Regions from separate parts of the Mus musculus genome. Here region 1 is linked to region 2. The links are chromatin loops, found by intact Hi-C in ENCODE. Cell type or tissue: heart. All regions are shown on one strand. Links, peaks and the distances in the headings refer to the core of each region. The heading gives the core; the rest is flanking DNA.

Region 1 (12,019 bases), core at 2,282-10,281, 74 kb after region 2:
GAAAATTTGTGGCTAAATTACTTTTTTCTCTTTTGCAAAGAAAAACTAATTTGACTCCTAACTCCAATTTTCTTAAATTTTGCCTCTCAGACTAGTATGAAATTTGAAAAGGTGAAGTCTGTCTGACATGAGTAATGGTTGTACTTTAGGGTACCTGTTTATGATAAAGCAGCAAATGCTATGACAGTACTGAAACCTGGTTCCTCACCATCACAACTGTAGCTACTTACTTGAATGCAGCGGACAGTGTCTTGTTTTTCCGAACAAAAGTGATCCTTACTAAGCCGTCCCATTCCTGAAATATAATAACGATATTTTCTTCAGAATATCCAACTTCCTATCTACTCCTCCTTCATTTCTAACACACAAAGCCAGGGGAATGACAATGTCATACGTTTTGATCTAACTAGCAGATATGCAAAACAATACACATCTCTGCACTTGTGTGTATCTCTAAATATATTATCATTTTTTAGTTGAGTGGGGAAATTCCATTCATAATTGCTATTCTTTTTTTTTTTTTGGTTTTTCGAGACAGGGTTTCTCTGTGTTGTCTTAGCTGTCCTGGAACTCACTCTGTAGACCAGGCTGGCCTGGAACTCAGAAACTGCCTCTGCCTCCCGAGTGCTGGGATTAAAGGCGAGCGCCACCACGCCCGGCTTCATAATTGCCATTCATAATATGGCATTAGGATCACTTTCCAAATACAGTGGCACATGCCTATGATCCCAGCACTTAACAATCAGGAGTCTAACTAAGGTCATCCCGTGCATAGAGAATTGGAGCCACTCGAGACCCTATCTTAAAAAAACAAAAAACAAAACCAAAAGACAAAAACAAAACGAACTGAAACCTGAAACAAAACATCAAGTTTAAAACACCAACATGATTTAGGATGTCACTCGTCCAACAAGTTTTTCTCTTATGTAATTAGTTAAATTTTATATCAAATGGGCTAGCTTTTTTCCCCCTAAAGCAGTAGTATTCTAATTCAAACACGTTTGCCCCAAAGGCTGAGGATGCAGTCCAACTGGGGCACACTTGCTTTGGGTTATCATGATAACCAAACAGTGTTATCATGATACTATTCAAACACAATTATTTTAACTTTACAGTGGTTTTTTGCAACTATAATCTCAAGTTTTGAAATGCACCTATATTCTAGTCATTCTGCCTTTTACACACACTGTGTGTACTCAGAACTATTCAACATCAAGTTAGTCCCCATTCCTACCTTCTTCGATTTGGATATTTAGGTCGACTGAGTATTGTTTTGTTGCTTTGGAATGACATTTTACAACCTAGGTATTTTGGCCTCACCTGAAAATTGATTGGTGGTGGCGGATTCTTAGGTTCTATCCTGACCACGCTGGACTCCACCTTGGGGGGCGGTCTGAAGTTATTCTTCCCCACCTGTTAATCAGAACATGTTTAGTCCTCTCTGAGGCAACTTTATTTCCTTCTTGTTTTGGCACAAGGGCTGACCTTGTAGGTCTTGACTGGCATGGAACTCACAGAGATTTTCATCCCACTGCCTCCTGGTTGCTGGGATTGAAGGTGTATGCTACCATAACTGGCGAGGGTAACCTTAAGTTGTTAATCAAAGATGTTCTGTTGGCCAGATATAGTGTGGCTTAGGCCTGTAACTCCAGCATTTGAGAAGTTGATAATTCTAGGCTAGCCTGAGTTAAAGAACAAGACCCCCGTCTCAAAAAGAGGGTTGGTGGAAGGTGGGGTTTCAGAAGCAAGGCAAAGTGTTCCAAGATGAATTAAAATAAACCTCATACCTTCATTAGATGGTCCACGCGTGCTAAAAGCTGTGTGTTGATGGAGAGTCTACAGTATAATTTATCTCCAGGCTTGGCAACCAATCGAAGAGCAAACTCTCTCTGAAACATAAGTATAGCACATCTGAAAAGGAAGCAGAGGAACAAGAATCGTTCATTTTCAATTACTGGCATAGTTTCAGTTAAAAACTTTTGTTGATTTTTGTTTTGTGTGTCTGAGTGTTTTGCCTACTTGTATTTGCACTGTGTGCGAATTTGGTGCCCATGGAGGTCAGATGTGGATCCTTAGAATAAGGAATTAAAGCCAGTTGTTAGCTGCCATGTGGGTCCTCGGAGTAGAACCCCGGTCCTCTGCAAAAGTAACATATGCTCTTAACCACTGAGCAATCTGCAAAGTCCTTAGTTGTAATTGTAACTAGTTCATTGTCCTGGGAGGATGTATGGTTATTGACAATATGATCAGAAGGTAGAACACAAACAGATGGTTGTACTCCTAGCCTCAATGAAGATGACGTTCCCTTGGGGCTTAGATAAACAACTATGTAGTATTTAGATCTTATTATGTACTTAATAATCTAGATGCCTTCTGGGACCTCCTCCCCACCCCCCCACCCCCCAAATAAACAGTAAATTTGACTTCACAGAAGAACTATGTTTGCGCTGTAGTTGGAATTACATCTGAGGTATGGCCTGGTAGGTTACAATGTCCAGGGTTCCCTTGGTTTAACAATTTAAAGTGTGTAGACTTTTTCTTCTGCAAGCAATGGTAACAGTTTTTTTTTTCTTTTAAAGATTTATTTATTTATTATATGTAAGTACATTGTAGCTGTCTTCAGCCACTCCAGAAGAGGGAGTCAGATCTCATTAAGGATGGTTGTAAGCCACCATGTGGTTGCTGGGATTTGAACTCTGGACCTTCGGAAGAGCAGTCGGGTGCTCTTACCCACTGAGCCATCTCACCAGCCCTGGTAACAGTTTTAAATGTTAGTGAAGAAAAGAGCATTTTCAAAACTCTATTTGACTTTTTGTGTGTGGTATCCTGGGAACTGAAGCAAAGGCCTCACCCTGCAGGTAAATGCTCTACCACTGAGCTTTCTCTCCAGCCCTTCTGCTTTTGATTTTGAGATCAGGTCTCACAAAGTTGCCCAAGTGGGTCTTAAATTCACAATCGTCCTAGCTCAGCCTTCAGAATTTTCTGTAAATGTTTACATATCCCGAACAAAACTTTCATAAAACCGACATGCACTCATCTTCTAATACGATCTGTTCTATACCATTTAAAAGGGAAATGGGAGGAGGGGTAAAGACATGCTTCCAATCCTGAGTTTGATCCCTGACAGCCTTCAAGTTGTCCTCTGACCTCTGTAAGTATGGAGAAACACTCCACACAAACACACAACTTTTTAAAAAAGATGGTTATGGCCCCCACAATTTATGAACTTATTTTATAAACAGTAAGTAGTCTTAGCTTTAAAGTACTGGTATAAAACATACTGTTTTAATAACCAGTTAAGAAGTTACTCCAAGTATCTACACATAAGAAAAAATTTTAATATCTATTGAAGAGGATTAGAATTTAAAATGTAGAAGGGATGGCATGCACACACATTTATCAGCCCTAAGAATTTATCACCTAAAGGACCTCCCTGGAAATCAGTATTTTCACATGTGTGTGCACTCATGTGTGTTCTATCTCTGAGCAGGCTACTAGGTAACTTAGGCTGGCCCTGGACTAGCTGTGTGACCAGAGACGAGTATGACGTGATCCCCTGCTTCTCGTTCACAAGTGCTGGGGTACAAGTGCTCACCACCATGCTGAGTTTTCTGTGCTGCTGGAGACTGACCTAGGGGCTTTCTGGATACTAATAAGCACGCCACTTCAACAACTGAGCTACCACACTCCTGTCCCAGAAACTGTTACTTTCTACAAAGTTCTCCAGCAGTTTCTTGTTGTGGTTTTTTTTCCCCCCTGTGTTTCTTGCCAGAATTGTCTAAAGCTTAACAGGGACTGTTTTGCACAAACCTGAAAAATGGCCGGTGGAGCAGCAACTTGAAGACAAAGGGAGAGGAGATCTGAAAGAGAATTACAGTTAGCTCTGAGGAAGGACACACCAGAGAAATGCTCAGTGTGACGCTTCTGACAGCTTGAGAAATACCTGATAAGGCAAGTTTGCCACACAAGCATCAAAGAATGGCAAATCTGATTTCAGTACATCTCCCACCAGGACCTGGAGTTTGCTGGCCAGAGGCCTGAAAACAAGGAGAGAAATTGTAAGAGCTTGTTTGAGAAGACTGAAATGCCCTTTAGTTATTACATATACTCACGTGCCCTGAACTCTTTTGTGAAGTTCAGCTACTAGCCTTGGATCAAGTTCACAGGCAACTACCTAGATTAACAATAACAAAAAAGCTTGATTGTGGAGTATAAATGTTTTTTACCCTCCCAGTAATAACTCATAGGAGCTACAATGACTTAAGCTTTTTTCAGTCTTAACACAAACACCAGCTCTACTCTTTTCTACACTTAAAACAACATCCTGTCTGATCTGTCTCCATGCTGTGTTACTGAACAGATGATGACAACACTTTATGTAGTTAGTGGTTTTTAGACAGCATAGAAGGGACCTACAAGTACTCTCATCAACTGACATCCAGAGTAGAAACCATAGCACTCCAGGTGAATGGAAGTGGATAAAGCTGAACTATTTTCCTGCCACATCCACAGGGGCTTCACCAAGTGTCGTGACCACTTCTACATCGTAGCCATTTGAGTTTCTGATTCTGGTTGACTCCCTGACCCATTCTTCATCATCATCCTACCCTCTGAGTCTCCTGCTGAACTTGGTCCTAATGACTTTAACTTCACGGCTCTGTTCTTCCAGGCTTCATAATGGTTAGCTGCTGCCCTGTGGGTTATCTCAGACTTTCTATTTTATTATTACTCCTTTAAACACATGGCCCATTCCTATATTAGATCACCCACCAATACATCAAGTGTAGATTTTGTTTTCTTTGATAGAAAGATCTCATTTTTAGAGATAAAATTTCTAAGGGCCCACTAACTACTATTGGAACAATGCCAATTTATTAAAACATTCACATTTGTAAACCAGCTGAGCTAATTTGAGAGTAACACACGAAACCCCACTTTTACCTTTTTGGCCTTTTCTAACAGCTTGACAGTCATATTGCCAGTCCCAGGCCCAACTTCCAGCACCACATCGGTAGGTCTTAAAGCAGCCTATAAATAAACACAACTCCTTTATGCTCTGGCCCACTTGAACACAAAGTCTGTAAGTGACTGTTTCTGTTTATCAATGTACAGTTAAAGACATTTTACTCTGGCTTCATTTTTTTCAGGGTTTATGTGGTTAACAGCAGTAGTACCTCAAAGGCATTAGGTATAAGTGAAAACCTGTATTTCCTAACTTAGGGGATATACTCAGCTTCTGGAGCCAGAACAAAAGCAAGAGCAATCGGTTCTACTGGTGGGTTCCTGCTTTCTACATTGGCAATAATTCCAGCAAACTGTAACTAATTGTAACTTCCAAAGAGTTCAAATGGGAAAGAGTGCATTCAAATGGAAAAGATTTCTCAATTCTTAACCACTGTACAGTTTTAAGAATATAGTAACCATACAAAACGTTACCAGTGTGCATATGCTTATGAGTAGAATATTCGGTGAGACTGGAGAACTATACTCTATGGCTCCAGGATGCTCCCTGTACCGTCTGTATTTTACCTCCAGGCCCTCAATCCTCCATAAGCACAGCACAGTAACCCATACAGAAGGAATCCTCCAAACAGTTCATATGCAGTACCATATCTTTTCCTGAGGAACAAACTCAGTGTGATTTGGACGTAAATTTACGGTCTGGAATAAAAAGAGTAACGATGATGTACTTAGAAAGTGATCAAAATGATACACGCTTGCAAAGTGGAGTTCAAGGCTGGCTTTGACACACACCATGTTTGAGGCCACCCTGAATTACATGAGACCCAGTTCCAAAAACAAGATGGAGCCTCCAAAAAGTGGAAATAATCTGGAAATCACTGGGCAATTCTCAACCCATCCAACATATACATACAGAGCAACTATTCTGTCAGGCACCCTATCTTGGTTTATATTTTCTTAGTATGTAGGCTGCGGTCGAGCATATCACCCTGCCTCAGCTTCCCCAAATGCTGGGATAATTATGGGCATGCAACTTAGGCATACAGGCATTAAGTAGTCAGAAAAATACAATCCACAAACGCTCTGCCTTTCATCGTTAACACCCACCTTATCGATGATGCTGTTAACAATTAGAGGATTTTTCAAAATGTGTTGTCCGATCCCTGTGTTGAACATGAGTCCTGAAATAAAACACGAAGCAGCCTTAATTTCCCAACTTTTCAAGAACCGATCTCAGGCCGTCCCAGAGAAGCAGGATGGACCCGGGACGGTTTCTGCTCCAATGCATCCACAAGCGCCGCGCTCCCGGCCGGGGTTGGGATGTATCTTTGAGTCCATCCATCCCTCCTGCTGGCAAGGAAGACCAGGCGCGCGCGGGGAAGGGTCAGCGCTGAGCGCCCACCCTCCTCGGGGCGGCTAGAGGCGCAGGCCACCGTAGGGCTCCCCCGCCGCGGGTCAGTCCCAAGCATCCTCCACACCGCACCTCCAGCTCGCTTCAGCTCCCGGCGCTGCTCCTGACGATCCCGCCGGCGGCTACTCGCTGCGGACTTGGCCTTCGGCATCTTCTCGGAGGAGTCCCTGTGCCAAGCGAAAGCAGCCGGGAACCGCGTGGAAGTCGCCCTCAGTCGCCGTCACGACTAGGCGCCCGAGAGGCCCACTTCCCCGCCCACTGCGATCACCGACCCACCCAGTCAGCGGCAGGCCGGAGCCCAGTGGCTGCTGGGAATTGTAGTCTCTTATGGGCTCCTCCCGCGGCAAGGCGGACTCGAGCCCAGTGGCTGCTGAGATTGTAGTTTCTGTCTGGTGAGCTCCTCCGGAGGCAAGGCTGGCTCCAGCGGGTTAGCCACCGGATTTTAGAGTTTTAGCTGGAGCAACAACTTCCCCAAGAGCCCGATTTCCCAGAGGAAACCGCGCCGCTCAGGCAGGCAGTTAGGATTGGTTGGGTCTCGGCAAATTGGGTGCTTCATTTGGCACTGCCCTGGGACATTCTGATATCTGCGGAAAGATCTCTCGTGTCTCTCCTGTTTCCCTGCAGGTTGTGGGCTGAGAAGCCTAGGCTCGATGGACACGGAGCTTGGTGGTTTAGGGTAACATGTCTCTCCGTTGTGGAAAGCAGTTAGATTAGAATTAGCTCTCGTTCCAACACGGCACTTACTGGTTACTTCTCTATGCTTTTTGTTCATTTTCTCGTCGTTTTGCTGAGTTCCAGCACTGGAATGTCATAGTTAAAATATGCTGCTCTCAATGTTTATTTATTGAAAGATAAAGGCTATAACAATTTCAAAACCCTGTAAATGGGATTGATTACAGGTATGTGTTGGATATTGTAATGGGATTATACGCCGGGCTGTAACATACAGAATAAAAGATTCATGGCTGTTTTTCTTGCCAGTGTAATGTTTCGGTTTTAATTTTTCTGTTTGTGCGCTGAAGAAAGTCTTTGCAATCAACCACCAAAGGCTACTGCTAAGAACCTGTTCCGTAGCCTAGGTTTTTGTTTGTTTGTTTTGGTTTTTGGTTTGTTTTGTTTTTCAAGACCGGGTTTCTCTGTATAGCCCTGGCTGTCCTTGGAACTCACTTTGTAGACCAGGCTGGCCTCGAACTCAGAAATCTGCCTGCCTCTGCCTCCCAAGTGCTGGGATTAAAGGCGTGCGCCACCACCGCCCGGCTTTTTTTTTTTTTTTTTTTTTTCTCGTAGCCTAGGTTTTAGTCCTTCCTTTCTTTGCTGTAATTCGAGCACAGGGAAAGTTCTAAAATATCCTAATATAATCTTTTATTTATAGTCGACTATTATGGGGTTCCCACCAAGGAGCACTTGAACACTGCCTATGAGCCAATGGAAAGCCTTTCTTCCAGCCGCAGGTGACTACAGCTGGGTATTCCGGACCCAAGTTCATTCATCTCTGAGCCTGGAAAGCCCTCAAGGTTCCCATCCCGCAGTTGCAAGCTAACTACAGTTACAAAAGCCAAAATACGCGATTAGCAAAAAAAAAAAAAAAAAAAAAAAAAAAAAAAAAAATTATGGCGTTGTTTTTCTTTCTGGAACTTAAGCTTCCCCTCGCAGTTACTGGCACTCAGCAATTCAAAGTTCCTTCGTGGAATCTGAACATGACATCACCACTGCTTTTACAAATAGCTTATTTTTAAAAGGGGGAGGTGTGCAGTCTCACACACCTAGCAATACCCCAGACTCCTGGTCTACCTCCCAGGGACATGGCGCCAGCCTTCTCTTCCCTATGGCAGCAGCACTGCGCATGCTAGACTTCACACTCGGCCCCAAAGCTGATGTTGAGACCATGCTGAAAGGCCTTCAGTTCATTTTTCAGATGCAAGGTCACTGCACACCTATCAGGACCACAACAATTACAACCTAGGCTAGGTACACGAAAATGGCAGCTTTGGTAATTTGAGAATTTTTCTGCATGGACATTCCTGGACTGTCAGCATTACGACAGTGATGAACAGGACAAACAAGAATCTGACTACTTTTTGAACAAAACAGAAGAAAAAACTAAAAGAAATGAATCAGGACAGTGTAGGGGTTAGTTCTAATGCTCAGGTTCTCCAACTGGCTCTTGATCCATCAATAAAGATACCAGCGCCCGATGACTGAGAATGGGGAGGGACACTTAGAGTTGAGTGGGAGGACGAAGGCAGAATGGAGAGAGCTGGGGAAGAAGAAGGAGGAGCTGTAGGAGATAATGCCAACCAGCCATGTGAGTTTTCCTTTTTGAGTGGCTAATGGACACTCTGTCCGATTATACCTGGAGTGGCAGAAGAGGTTTAGCAGTGCTCAGTCATTGAGTTAGCAAAGGCGTTTTAAGGTTAACTGGTGCGTGTGGGGGTGGGGTTGTTTGTTTGTTTGTTTTGGTTTTGGTTTTTCGAGACAGGGTTTCTCCGTATAGTCCTGGCTGTCCTGGAACTCACTTTGTAGACCAGGCTGGCCTTGAACTCACAAATCTGCCTGCTCTGCCTCCTGAGTGCTGGGATCAAAGGCGTGCACCACCACCGCCCAGCACGTGTGTGTGTGTGTGTGTGTGTGTGTGTGTGTGTGTTTAAATTTGTAGATTCAAGGGAAGCTGGGTGGGGGCTGGTATCGCAGCCAGTTCCAGAGCTTAGGCAGGGTAGCAAAAGCTACACACGACAGGACAGTACTTGGCAGGTGAAGCCTATACAACCCATAGTTCAAGGTGAGCCCTAGACAGGTTTTGAAGTGGTGTACAATGAAGATTTGGTATATCAAAACATTAAAATCTGCACTCGAAGCATTATTTGCTATAGCTTAGGCCTTAGTTGGCCACCTTGCAGCTAGCTCTTCTAACTTAATTAACCCAGTGATTCAAGTCTACATTTGCTACATGACTCTCCCTTTACCCATTACGCAGTCCTGGTATGTACGACCTCCTCCATGTGTTGATGGAGAATTGCTGCCTCTCGATTCTTCCCACAGTTCCTATCTCTGCCCAACATTCCTGTTCTCCTCAGCTACTGGCAGTCAGCTCTTTATTAAACGGATCAGAAGTGATGGACAAGAGCTTACAGAGACAGCTGATGATCCCTAAAAGTAACACTACCAAAGTCAGACAGTACTAAACTCTCTGCTGGTATGGAAACCAACACTTGAATAATGCAAAGACAGCCTTTCAACTGTGAACCAAAGGATTATCCCAACAATGTTTTAATGTTTAAAAAGCCAATGAGATCTGTATATTTTTATGAGCTACTATGGTGTTGTTTCTGAAAGTCAGCTGGAAGCAGAGGAAACGGTGAAATGCACTGCCCAAATAGAACATGATTTTTTTTTTTTTAAAATGCTTTTTATCTCGGTGGGATCTTTGGAGAGAGTTAGCTTTGGTTTCAGGAGACATTTAATTTGGATGTTTGGAATAATAAACTATTCATTCTGAAAAGAGATTTTTGAAAATGTTATCCCTTTTCCCTCCCAATATTGACTTAAATGTTTAAATGTAGAGGTTATAAGAAAGCTAAAATTAAAAAAAAAATTAGGGAGTGGGGGTGGGTGGGTATGGGGGACTTTTGGTATAGCATTGGAAATGTAAATGAGCTAAATACCTAATAAAAAATGGAAAAAAAAAGATAGTTAAAAAAATTAATTAACACTGCTTCACTTAAAATTATGAAAGAAGAAAAAAAGTATTCAAGGGATGGTTTAGCAGGTCAAAACACTAGCTGGAACCTAGTTTTGAAACTCCTCCTCTCATTTACACACACACACACACACACACAAAGGCACTTACCTCACATCCCTGGCCCTGGCCAACACACACACACACACACACACACACACACACATTTGCTTTTGAGGAGTGGGAAGGTTGGGAGTGACAAGCACACTAACAACCCATTTGCAGTCCAGGTAGCATTTAAGTACATCATTACCCTTATTAACTCCTCTGAACAATTTTGTGAGACAGATATATAAAGCATGTAGTTTTAGCAGCTCCACTTTAAGCTCCAGGAGGACCATGCCACCAGCACCCCGCCCCCCCCCCCCAGGTCTCCTCGGCTCATTTTGATAAAACAATTTAAAGCAATTAAAGCAATCTAAATAAACAATAACGGACGAGAGGGTGTTTCTCTTGTCTCTTATCTTGACCTTCATGAGATCAAGGCCTGGATTTCTATTGTGTGAGGTAGGGTAGGCTCCCTTTCCTCTGATTTTCAACCTATTTTTTTAACTTATTTTTTTTTTAGATTTATTTATTTATTATATATAAGTACACTGTAGCTGTCTTCAGACACTCCAGAAGAGGGCATCAGATCTCATGACAGATGGTTGTGAATCATGATGTGGTTGCTGAGATTTGAACTTATGACCTTTGGAAGAGCACTCAGTGTTCTTAACTGCTGAGCCATCTCTCCAGCCCTCAACCTAATTTTAAAAAGTCGAAAGCCTCAACTCTTTATTATCTATGTCTACTTATTGTATAAGCCTATTTCTAGGCTCTAGTAATACCAGGCAAAGATATCCCACCAATAGACCATGTTCAGAGATTTTTGAGTATATCCCTTGGCAAGACCATTTTCAATCTTCTCTAAAGGATTTTTTTTTTCATCTAATCTCTAACTTCTCCCTTTTGTGGAGTTTAATATCTCTGTATACTTGAGAACATTTAGACAATTATCATTTTATTTCCTTTTATCCTTAAAAACAATTCAATTAAACTTTATGTATCTCTATTTTTTAGATTATTTGCTTGTAGGAAGTAGGCTGATTCGTTGTCTCAGGGCAGTCATCTTGTCTCTTTGTACAACAGGGGCTCTCAGCGTCTCAGCTAAGGCTCTCTGAGGCTGCTAGGATCCTTTTAAAAGGGCTCTGGGTAAATCCTTGGCTGGTGGCTGTGTTCATTTGTTCTAGTTTTGCACTCTGGAGCCACGACATGGCTCTGCTCAGCTGAGAAACCAGTTCTCCCCCCTATTACACTATATTATTGTGTATGTGTAATCCATCCAAGAGTTTTTCAATTAATAGTGGATTCTCGCTCCAAATTAGATGCTATAGTGTGCAGTTTTTGCTACACTGCTTTAAGCTGCAGGTGGACTGAGCTACCAGCTCCGCCCAGGTTCCCTCGGATCCACAGATCACACACACACACACACACACACACACACACACACACACACAGAGGCCAATTATTGTTATTGTTGGGTTTTTTTTTTTTTGTTTGTTTGTTTTTTGTTTTTTGTTTCCAATGGCCAGGCTCCTCTAAGCCTTCCCTGGCTATTGCACCCTTCTTTTCACTCCCAGGTCAGCACACTAAATCTGTCTTTAATTTTAGCTGCTCAGTCACCTTTAGTCCCAGCTCAGCACCCCAAATTTGCCCTCATCTTAGTTATGTTTCTAACCTCTCATCTTGTCTTCTACCCTAGGCCCAGTCAGAGAAGCGGCAAATAGTCTAGATCTCACAAGGCTGATGGCTTTTTTTCCCCTCTGGTAAAAGACGGTAAATCTTTTTCTGGACAGGGGCGGGACCGGAAGTCCCGCCTATTCCACCCAGCTCATTGGCTACTAATATCTTTATTGATTGATCAGGAG
Region 2 (12,019 bases), core at 2,147-10,146:
TTAAAAAAAAAAAGTAGTGTGGTTTGGATGTGGAACCTCTTCCATTGTGCCTGTGTTTAAGCATTTGTTTGGGAAGATTGTAGACCCTTTAGGAGACAGAATCTAGCTGGAAGGAGTGGATTAGTGAGGCATGTCTTAAGGTTTTTTTTTTTTTTTAAGATTTATTTATTTATTATATGTAAGTACACTGTAGCTGTCTTCAGACATCCCAGAAGAGGACGTCAGATCTAATTATGGATGGTTGTGAGCCACCATGTGATTGCTGGAATTTGAACTCAGGACCTTCAGAAGAGCAGTCAGTGCTCTTAACCGCTGAGCCATCTCTCCAGCCCCATGTCTTAAGACTTTATACCCTGGCACCACTTCCTGTTCTGTCCCTACTTCCTGACTGAAGATGAAATGTGACCAGCAGCTATACATTTCTGCTGTCATGAGTTCTCCATCATGGTGGCTTGCATTGCCTCAAACTGTGAAACAGGGGAAACTCTTCCTCCTTCAGTCTGCTTCTTTATAGCTATCTTGTGACAGCAGGAAGAAAAGGAACTGATATACTTGGCATGTAATACTGGCGTAGAAAGTCCAAAGAGCATGGTTCGGGCATTTGGTGTGGAATTCTCTGATGCACCATAGCAAGGGGAAAAGGAAACACATGTAGAAAGAGCTATTTATATAGGGTGGCTTTGCTTTATAACGGTCTGCTTTAAAAAAAAAGATTTATTTATTTATTATATGTAAGTACACTGTAGCTGTCCTCAGATACTCCAGAAGAGGACATCAGATTTCATTACCGATGGTTGTGAGCCACCATGTGGTTGCTGGGATTTGAACTCGGGACCTTTGGAGGAGCAGTAGGCGTTCCTATCACCAGCCCCAACCATCTGCTCTTAAAAGAACTAATTCAGTCACCTAAGACCCAACCCATTCTCTGGAGACAGTTGTTAATCTTTTGGAAGGTGGTATTCTCATGATCCAGTCATCTCCTACCAGGTCCCAGCTCAGAATTCCAACCACCACAATGACTTTAGTTTGGGGACCAACCACCAATCACAAGAATCTTTGTAGTGGGAAAACAAAACAAAACAAAACAACACAAAAAATCCCACATTCAAACCATAGCAAAGATACAGAAGGTATGATAGATGGAAACCAAAATGAAACCAAACACTAAACCCCACTAAAACAAACAAACAAACAAACAACAAAACCCCAAACTAAAAACCAATACAGGACAAAAAGATTGTTAACTCGGCTTAGTTCAAATACCATATGAAAGATTTGGTGGGGGACATCAAAATAAGTCAACCACAGTGGCACATAGATGCAACAAGAGCAGGTAGGAAAATGAGACAGGAATTAGGAATTCCAAGTTGTCCTTACCTCCATAGTGAGGATAGTTTGGGCTACCGAAGATCTCATCTCAAAAAGCCGGCAAATCTAGGGGATGAACAAAATGTAAACAATACAAAACCAAAGAGTGAAAACGGAAAAACAAAAATGTATCAATTTCTTTATGGTGGTGGTGGTGGTGGGGTTGTTGGATAAAAGCCCAATGTTGATACATTTCCACTTTGTTTTATAATAAACTATTTTTAATGATATTAGATAAATATGATGAGTATCATACAAAACACCCAAGCAAGTTTACTTCCTTATTTACTAGAAACTAACACAAATGAAGTCAAGCAAAAAACCTCAGAATTCTAACAGAAAACTGAATCCGAAATGCTTTAAGTACATTTATACTACTTAATGTTAACAGCATGTTACTTTGTGAAAGGATATTTGAAACTGTTTCTAGTTAGGGTGTGGCTCAGCCCTTTGCACACATTTTTAATCCCTCTGGCTGGAATACAGACATGCCCTTAGTATTCACCTTTAATCTCAGACAATGAAGGGAAAGTTCGTTGGGAGAAGGAAGCATCCGAGTTTGTAAGTGATGTCTCATTGAGAGGACAGAAAAATGATGAGTCAGAGAAAGATCTGACACAATAAGATCTGCCCAACTCTCATGAGAAGAGAGAGGAAAAGGAAGCCACTTGAGGGAGAGACCGAGAGCACAGGAGGAGGGGAGTGTGGTACAGGAACACAGTAGTTTGTGGAGAACAAGACAGAATTGAGAGGGAGAACAGAGCAGCACAAAAAGAGAATTGGAAAGAAGAGGGCAGTTTTCCTAGGACAGTTTTACAGAGACAGGTTGAAGAGAGAACAAGCTAGACACAGGTGAAGATAGAATGAGCCAGAGAATGAGAAGGAGCCAGAAGATTGCCAAAGATAGTTCAAGACCAAGCAGAGCAAAAAGCCAGACATGCAGAGAAGCCAGATTGAATCAGTGAGCTTGAGAGGAGTTTGAGACAAAACAGCCGGCCAGAGATCAGAAAGAAAAAGGAAGGGTGAGCTTAGTCGCTTAGTCGGCACAAAGTCTCAGGGGCTGAAAACACGCTAGGTCTAGATTAGATTGTAAGGAGGCTAGAAGCTCCTGGGACAAGGCACAGGTTAGCAGTCGGAAGCAGTAAGCCTCCGAGATGACAATTATTACAAGAGAGTAAAAGTTACTTTTATATTACTTTATGCGACCTATGTTCCATTGGCATTTCAGAACTTTAAACATGGAGGACAAATGACCATAATGCTATGGTTTGAATATGACACAGGCCCCATGGGGCTTTGGCACACACGGTCTTCATCCAGCTGGATGGTACTGTTTCGGTAGACTATGGAAACCTTTGGAACATGGGGCTTAGCTGGTAGATATTGACCAATGGACAAAACTTGAGGCTATATCTCAGCCCAGGGACCAGTCCCATTCTCTGCTCCCTGATCTTCCAACAGGTGAGGTACCTCTGTCACACACTCCCACTGACATGTCTTCCGCACCACAATGGACTGTATCCTTTGAATTCTGGGCAAAACTAAACTTCTCTCCCCTTAAGTTGGTTCTGTCCAGGATTATTCCATGCAATAAGAATTTGTGTGTGTGTGTGTGTGTGTGAGAGAGAGAGAGAGAGAAAGAGAGAGAGAGACAGACAGACAGACAGAGAAAGAGACAGAGACAGAGACAGAGACAGAGAGAGGAGGAGGTGATGAGGAAGGGTTGGAGAGAGGCCCAGTTGTGGGAAGCCACATGTGCCGTTGCAGAGTGGCACTGACTACTGCTGGCCACCACGCATAAGTTTGGACAAACAACCAATGTGTACATATGCAGTAAAGTTTTTTGCAAAGACACTGCCTGGCCCGGGCATGATAATGAGGTTCTGTAAGGTACTGAGAGTATAACCAATCAGATGTGAGACATGCAAATGAGGTATGATAATGAGGTTCTGTAAGGTACTGAGAGAGTAACCAATCAGATGTGAGACATGCAAATGAGGTATGATAATGAGGCTCTGTGAGGTACAGAGAGAGAGAGTAGCCAATCAGATAAGGAACATGCAAATGAGGCGTAGTGCATAACCAATCCGGGTGTGAGACACGCCTCTCCTAGGCCTATAAAAGCAGCACCAGTTCTGGGCTCGGGGTCTCTTCGCCTCTACAATCAAGCTCTCCCAATAAACTTGTGCAGAAGGATCCTGTTGCAGCGTCGTTCTTCCTGGCCAGTCGAGCGCGCGCAAGACCCAGCGATTAAGAGCATTAATCACTGGCTGCTCTTCTAGAGGTCCTGAGTTCAATTCCAGCAACCATGTGGTGACTCACAATCTCCTATAATGGGATCTACTATCCTCTTCTAGTGTGTCTGAAGACAGCTACAGTGTACTCATATAAATATTAACAAATAAATCTTTGAAAAAAAAGAAAAGTTCCTATGTATACATAGTTATAGATCAAACATGTCTATTTACAAAGTGATACTTACCACTTTGCAAGAATCCCTAGGCAGAAGAGTCATCTAGGCTGGAGTGGGTGGAGCAGGTTTTACAAAGACAGTAGGCTTTCAGGGCTAGCAGTTTAGCTCACTTGGTAGAACACTTGCTTGTTGGTGTTGTAGTTGCCTCTCTTTCTGGGATAAAGCACCATGACCAAGACAACCGACAAAACAAAAGTGTTTCACTGTGCTTATGGTTTCCTAGGTTTGAAGTCCATGATGGTGGAACAAAGGCATGCTGGCCTCAACACCTGAGCGCTCACCTCTTGATGCACAAGTAAGAGGTCTAGAAAGCTAACTCTAAATGGTGTCTTTTGAAACCTCAGCGCCTGATCCTAGTGAAACCCTTTCTCTAATAAGGGCACATTTCCTAATCCTTCCCAAACAGTTCCAACAATGGGGACAAAGTATTCAAGCACATGAACCATTCTCATCCACAATGCTCTCATCACGTACAAAGTCCTGGATTCTATCCCCAGTACCACATAAACTAGAAGTGATGGCTCACACCAGTAAGGCATTCAAGATTATCCTCACTACATAGCATGGTTAAGGCCAGCTTAGGTCAAATGACACCCTATCTAAAAAAAAAAAAAAAAAAAAGTAAATAACAAGTGAAAAATGTAGGGAGGTGAGAGGAAGATTTAAATAATCAGGGGGAAGGAGAAGAGATCATATTATCCTAGATCATGGGGGAAGATGAAGAAACCAAGATGCAGGAATGGGCAGGCAGGGAGTAACTGAGGAGAGTAGTAAGTCATTCTACAAAGAATTTACGACAAAGCTGGTGGAGGTTACACTTCAGTTTACACGCTTGTCTACCTGGCCCCCTCTGCTTGGCACTCTCCATGTTGCTGTAGTCAGCTCAGCCACATGACTGCAGAAGAGGCTCATTATTCAACGTTCTTCAAGTCTCTGCTCTGATTTTGAGTCATAGCTGCTGGAGTTAGAGACTAGGGCAAGTAAGCCTTGAGCTCTACTGAAGCAATAGGATAGCAGGACAGGCCCGCTGGTAGCCCAGGAGGGCTTCGCTTTGAATTGCAATGAGCTGGGAAGTAAAGGGCAAGGGGAGGTCTTCGTTCCTACTCAGGGTGGACGACACCCTTTCGACCCTCCATAATTGATGGGAAGCCTGAACCAGGCATGCCCCGGCCTTAATAAGGTTCCTCAAGGACCGGCTGCCCCGGAGTGGCATGCGATCTGACAGCCACAGAAATGCACTGAGCCAGTTCTTTAATCGGTCAGTGCCCCTCAGTCCCGCGCCCCGAAAGCCTCGATCCCACTCGGCCCTCAACCCGTTCCTGCGGCAGCGTGCACGCGGAGCGGGAGCTCTGGAAGGACGTCGCGAGTCGTTTCCCGCGCCTCGTAGGCCGCCGCGTGCGGAATCAAACCCGGCGCGGGTTCGTACCCGGCCGGGCCGCGCGCGCTCCCGTTCCCGTTCCCGTTCCCGCGGACGGCTCAGCCCCGCCCGCCGCCAGGCCGCAGCCGAGCTGGGCGGGGCCGCCTGCAGCCCGAGCGCGCGGGCGCACGGCAGGAAGCCGCGGGCCGCCGGGTGTGCGCAGGCGCGCGGCGCCCCGCCTCTCCAGCGTCCGTAGGGGCGGGCGGCGCGAGCCCTCCCACTCTTCCCCCGCGCCGCCTCACGGCTGCGGCCCTCGCTTCACCCGGACGCCCGGCGTGCGCGCCCGCCCGCCCGCCCGCCCGTCCGCCCGCCCGTCCGCCCGTCCGCCCGCAGGCCCGGGGCTTCAGCCCGCTCGTCCGCCGCCGCTCTCGCCGCGGCCCCGCTCGCGTCCACGCTGCCTCCCGGACCGGCGCGGACGCGGGCCACCGCTGCCCCTCCCGCCGCCACCCCGCCCCCTCCCCGCCTGTTTCGCCCGCCTGCCGCCGCTCCGGATGAGGTGATGGCAACGGCCAACTTCGGCAAGATCCAGATCGGGATTTACGTGGAGATCAAGCGCAGCGATGGTGAGCCGCGCCTCTGGCCGCGTCGGGCCGGCTGCCCCTTTGATTGCTCTACGGGTTGTGGGGGCGGGAAGGCGGCGGCCCGGCGCTTTTGTGTGCGGCGTTGTGCGGGTGAGGCGGGCGTGGGGTCCGCCCGGGCGCCGCTGCAGTGCGGGGCCCCGGCCGCAGGGCGGGAGCCGCTCCCGGGTTCGCGGTCCTCTCCCCCCAGGGGACTCCGTTAGGGTTGCCCGTGCCTCGCGCTGCCTCTACTCTGCCTTTTACCGGTCTCTGCCTCGGTGGCGTGGAAAGGGTGGTAGCGTGAAGATCGGGGATGTCGGCACCGAGAGACCCGACTGGCAGCCAGAGGCCATTGGGGAGCCATCCGGTTGTTGTTAAGTGCTATCCGGTTGTCAGGCCTCTTTGCCTGTTCTCCCCCAAGCATGCTGCTTTCTTCTGCTGATCCAAGTGCAGAGAAGGCTGCACTCGGCCATGAAAAGGGGTGGGGGAGTAACGGGAAAGAAATACTCGGTACGCTTCACCAAGGTGATGCTACTGAAAGGGAAGGAGAGGATGGAGAGAGGATGGACGCAGTCCACGGGAGACACTCCTGAGAGGGTGGGCGACCGGATGTTGATATTTTCACACCCTGGGGAGGTAACTGAGAGAAGTGTAAGGCGAGGGGAAGAGACATGTTTAATTCATTTAAAAAAAAAGACCCATAGGCTGCTTATGGATGTTGCTGTAGGTTCCTCGTAGGGGGGAAATATTTTTATCACTTCTAAGTGTAAAGTGAAAATCATCCATATTGTAAATGAAATAACTGAGTAGAAGGGGATGAATGAAATGCTAGTGTTAGGAATTGATTCTTGACTGCATCTCACTTGTACCCAATTCCTTTTACTTAATTGTGGCCTATTCACCATCCTTTACCGCAATTAATAAGGGCATGGCCAAAACACCCATTTCTTGGTTTCTACCAAATTTGATCAAGTCACATCAGTATACATGAGTAGATTGGTTTTCCTGTTATTTATGATGTGTTGGAAGTGGTTAGTGATTTTTTTTTTCTCTCCCTCTTTGCAGCTGAAGTAATTTGGTAACTGGAAGGATTATTTTGTGTATTATATATTTTTGAGAAAATACATTATAACTTGTAGAGCTTTAGAAGTTACCAAACGGAAAAGGGATACTTTCTTTACTTGGATTGGAGTTTGCTTTATCAATTCTCTGAAGATGACTTTCTTGCAATCATTATGCTGTCTAATGCCATTTTATTTTTTGGTGAATGTAGGTTGGCAGTATGTTAACAAATATAGGACTTACATGTTAATTCAAAACTTGAAGTATAATAAACTGTATATTCTTTACAGTCTTAAAGATCTTAACTAAAATCATTACAAAATAGCTCTATAGTCAAGTGATTTTATCTGAGATGCCATTTTTTTAATTATGCATTGAAGTAATTTTGGTTCTTTGGTGATTCTAGGATATAGGTTTATAATATTCTTTCAGTCTTTAATTTCAGCCTATAGCAGAAATTGTGATACACAAAAGCTTTGTATTTTCAAAAGTATTTTCCTCAGGAAGTAAGTGTGTACATTGTGTATTGTCCTAACTGATAGTGTAAATGCTTATACATCATGTAAATACTTACATAATGCCAGGGAGCCAAAGTAGGTAACTTTGTAAAAACAACATTTAGAATTTCTTAGTTTGGGAGACCTTATGATCTCGGGCTGGCCTTGAACTTGCTTTATAGCTGAGGACCCTGAACAGCTCCTGCTTCCTGCCAATTTGTGAGGTTTCCAGGATCAAGCATTCACTGATTGAACTACATCCTCAGCCCTGAAAATCGGGTGACTTTCAAAGGAAATCACTGGGATTAAAAGTGTTCAGTTCCGTCTCCATGAGACTCTTCCACGTGCTCCTTCTTTTCACTTTCAAGAGGCTGCTTTTGTTTTCCTTCCTTCTATAACAGATCTGTGATAGAGAAAATACTAGTGGTTATTGTAAAAAGTAAAATTAAATAAATAAACCTAGTTGTTGAATAAACACTGATATCCTGAAAACTCAGATCATAGGAGTAAATAAAGAAGGGCCACTTCAGCCTGCTGCTAACCAGGTAATAGATACTGCGCTGCATGTATGATCTTTGTCCCTGATTTCTCTATCAGTGACAGCCATATATTAAGAGATTCCAAAGGCCAAATCATGAACCAAAATGGGCCTATTTGTATCTTTGAGGATCTTCAAAAAATTCTAACCCCAGTAAGTCCTCACTGATGATTAAAAGCAGCTTACCAGTGGGTTTCTGCATTCCTAAGTCCTGCTGTCTCATCCATGAGACAGCATATTTCCTTAAGCATTGATACTCAGAACTGGACTGCTTTATGTTTTCAAACGATATGACTAAAGTAGACATTCACTGGAGAGCAGTGGTCCTCAGCCTGTGGGGGTTACAGATCAGATATTTACATTGTGACTCATAACAGTAGCAAGATTACAGTTACGAAGGAGCAATGAAGTAATTTTATGGTTGGGGGGGGCACCACACCATGAAGACATATACTAAAGGGTTGCAGCCTTAGGAAGGTTGAGAACCACTGGGATAGAGAGGGCAGTGGAGGCATGTGAAGATATCCACTCTCACTCCAACCACAGCCAGGATGTTACAGGATTACGATGCTTAATGGCGTTAGGAATTGCTTCAATACATCTGCATAACCCCCCACACACATGTGGGTGACAGGTGAGTTCATTGCTCATTATTGGATGTTTTGTTTTCAAACTTTGTTTAGGGCTGGTGAAAAGACTCAGCCTGATGATCTGAGTTCAGTCTCCAGGACATTGATGGTGGCAACAGAGGAGCAACCCAACCCCTTCCAATTGTTCTTTGATCTCCACATGTGCCCATGGCATGTGGATGTACACATGCACACACACACTCACAGAGGGCAGGGGTGGGGTGAGTTTGTGTGTGTGCATAAATGTAACTTAACAAAATTTAAAGACTTTTAGCCAATCATCTGGAATTTATCAGGAAGTGGAACCCCGTCTATCTCTGCTCATTTTGTACTTTCACCTTCACCTGGGGAATCTCCTTCCTCATGGCCTCTCAGGTCAGGATCCTCAGAAATGAGTAAAATTGAGGGATCTAAGGCCAGGTTGGTTTATCAGTTGTTTGGGTTTTGTTTTGTTTCATAATGCCTTTCCCCCTCAGTATTCTGAAGTCAGATATGGCAGAAATTTGGCTCTGAGTCTAGAGATTGCTGTCAGTCGCAGGCAAACTGGTATGAAATTGGAAGGTTTCTTAAATTAGAGACCTCCATTTTCTTGCCTTTGTCTTACTATTACTTGATTCCAGTCTATTTGGAGTTCATTGACTAAAACTTTCAGTTATATAGCTGCATAGCTAGATAGTCTTCATTGGGAAAAATACGTTTTAAAGCTGCACTATTAAAGTAAAAGTTGTCATATCAGTGACTGATTTCCCTAAAGGGGGCTGGGCAGAGCTGAATACCTGAAAAGCGCAGCTGAGGTGGTGGTGGTCAATGGAGGTCTCTTAGTTGATGTGTTATCCAATGGGAATTTTACATTTTTCAGCTAAGAAAGTCTTGGAAGATTATTTAATTCTCATTTTGTATAAATGGAAACTGAGTCATAGGTCAGCATGGGTAAACTGTCTAGATTGTGTATCTTGTCTGGGGGAAGTTAACCTGTTTTGCTAACAGAAACCTGACTGCCCAGAATCACATTGAAAAAGGAATTCTCTGTTCTTTAGATTTATACAGCTTCCTGCAGCCTGGTCAGTATGTAGAAGATTGTGTCTTGCTCATGGAAAAAGTACCACAGAGCATTGTCTAGAGCCACATTGTGTGATAAATAATAGTTACTAGAGTGTCACAAGACTTAAAACTGTGGGAGAAAAATATTCCTGTTTCTTAAATAAACGCTGAGAAAACAGTGTCTTCATTAAAGCATCTGAGAAGCAGAGGAGATGGGGATTTTAACTGCTGAGACATCTCTCCAGGCCCTGAGGTGGGGGGTTTAAAGGGCAATTAGGAATGTGGAGCTTGGGGCAGATAGTCTTACCAAGATTTTAAATGACCCAATTCTTTACATGCTTTGCCATTTATTCTGGTTCATCCTTACATACCATTTAATGGGCTTCTAATGAACAGTCACACTTCAAATGATAAAAGTGGACAATATAAGTATACAGTCATAATTATGTGACTTGTGGCAATAGGACAGAATGGGTGGTTTTGTAGATGGTCATTTCCTCTTGCAGGTGACTAAGGCAGTAATGCTTTGGTGGTGTTTTTATTAGGCATAGTTGTCCGTGTGCTTCTAAACATGTAATCGGGTTCTCACACGGCATAGGAAGTGAAGAGCAGGGAGGGAAGACCAGGGATGCAACATTTCATGGGTGTAGAATCAGGGTTTGCCAAGGTCACATGGTTCAAAGAGGACCTAGCCTGGTCAGAGGCTAACTTGTCTTTACTAAGTGTAGCAAATTATGAATATCTTCAGTTGGTATTTAGAAAAATACTTATTTTTAATTGGACATTTTATTTATTTACATTTCAAATATTATCCCCTTTTCTGGTTTCCCCTCTGGAACCCCCCATCCTATCTCCCTTCCCCCTGCTTCTGTGAGGGTGCTCCTCCACTCGCCCAGTCCTGCCTCCCTGCCCTGGCATTCCCCTACACTGGAGCATCGAGCCTTCACAGGACCCAGGGTCTCTCCAGCCATTGATGCCTGACAAGGACATCCTCTGCTACACTGCAGCTGGAGCCATGGGTCCCTCCATGTGTATTCTTTGGTTGGTGGTTTAGTCCCTGGGAGCTCTGTGAGGTCTGGTTGGTTGAGATTGTTGTTCTTCCTGTGGGGCTGCAAACCCCTTCAGCTCCTTCAGTCCTTTCTCAACTCCTCCATTGGGGACTCCATGCTCAGTCCAATAAGGGAACATCTGCCTCTATGTTTGTAAGGCTCTGGCAGAGCCTCTCAGGAGACAGCTATATCAGCTCCTGTCAGCTATGGAAGGTTTTTAAAAGTCACCTTTGCTCCCACCAGTATCATAAAAAGTATGTATCTATCGATTGATAGATTAATTGATTGATTGTCTAGCCACTCCATTCTGTGACAGATTGGGGGGAAGTTTGTATATTAACTTTCATTGTCAAGTGCATGTATTTTTTAATTTTGGAGGAAACAGGAAGGAGCCAGTTAAACTGTCCTTGCTGGAACACAGAAAAGCAAACTAGTGTGGAAACCCAGAATAGATGAGGCACTCAGGATGCATTCTTTGTAGTCACAGGTATACTTGCCTTTAATACAAAATTGACCAGCTGGTTGTGGTAGTTTATAATCTCTAGAATGCAGCACTCCAGAGGGAAGCTGAGGCAGGAAGATCTCTGCACGTTTGAGGCCAGTCTTGGCTGCAAGGTGAAGCCCTATCAAAACACAAAACAGCAACAAAATTACGGTAATCTTTGGCCAAGCTCTGCAATTGAACTCTGCCACTTTTTGATTTCACATACTCTGCTCTGTAACCTAAAGTGCCTGCTCTAGTTGTTTGCTTGTTTTGAGGTCAAAGCAAATTCTTTCCTTAAAGGATAGACATTTAAACTCTGGATAAAAACCAAGTTTTACTCCACTGGTCAACTTGTGGGGGAAAAAATGCAGTTTTCTTTCTGTCACACTCCAGCTTTTTAAGAAAAAACTAGGCTGAGAGTGATGGCGTACGCCTTTAATCCCAGCATTCGGGAGGCAGAGGCAGGCGGATTTCTGAGTTTGAGGCTAGCCTGTGCTACAGCGTGAGTTCCAGGACAGCCAGGGCTACACAGAGAAACCCTGTCTTGGGGGGAAAAAAAAGAAAGAAAAAAGAAAAAGCTAAAGTACTATTTCAGATGGAACATCTCTGATATGAGACTCTGCAGTCTGAAACTATAAAACCTGGAATTTTGAATACTTGATGTGATGTTGAAATTTGATATCTGGTCTTATATAAAGACTTACACTCAAAAGATGGGCACATTAAAGAACAATTATGTGTGTAAGATATATATGAAACAAGTGAACTTCAGGATAGGGTCTTCAGTATACCTGATGATGAGTGTGCAGATGAGCATTTCCATTGAGGCACACTAAGCCTGTTTGGGTCACAACTGAAGAGGAAGAAAGTGGCCAGTACTCTTGTGTTCAACTTGTGACAGCTT

The links. A loop is a pair of places that touch in the nucleus more often than their neighbours do. Peaks named below come from ENCODE experiments on the same cell type or tissue, not always from the same donor. Only the 100,000 strongest peaks of a DNase experiment are listed, where the experiment ranks them.
Region 1: it touches region 2 in a loop (5-fold over the local background); 9 of 42 quality-filtered maps call a loop at or near these places.

The regions. Positions count from the first base shown.
Region 1 is chr13:106,941,710-106,953,728 of GRCm38, reverse strand. Dimt1 (DIM1 dimethyladenosine transferase 1-like (S. cerevisiae)) reads right to left here and starts at 6,600. Exons shown (of 12, transcript NM_025447.4): 1 at 6,446-6,600; 2 at 6,070-6,143; 3 at 4,942-5,028; 4 at 4,113-4,174; 5 at 3,944-4,037; 6 at 3,811-3,860; 7 at 1,788-1,911; 8 at 1,321-1,413; 9 at 231-295. The coding sequence starts at 6,524. In heart, for the core only: no CTCF peak of the experiment used is centred there; a DNase peak (open chromatin) is centred at 6,658; H3K4me3 peaks cover 2,306 bases; H3K27ac peaks cover 1,515 bases.
Region 2 is chr13:107,015,814-107,027,832 of GRCm38, reverse strand. Kif2a (kinesin family member 2A) reads left to right here and starts at 5,478. Exons shown (of 21, transcript NM_001374727.1): 1 at 5,478-5,821. The coding sequence starts at 5,758. It overlaps 3830408C21Rik (RIKEN cDNA 3830408C21 gene), which reads right to left and starts at 5,263. Exons shown (of 4, transcript NR_015471.1): 1 at 3,851-5,263; 2 at 1,378-1,434. In heart, for the core only: a CTCF peak has its summit at 5,981; DNase peaks (open chromatin) are centred at 5,452, 6,042 and 6,132; H3K4me3 peaks cover 2,933 bases; H3K27ac peaks cover 2,338 bases.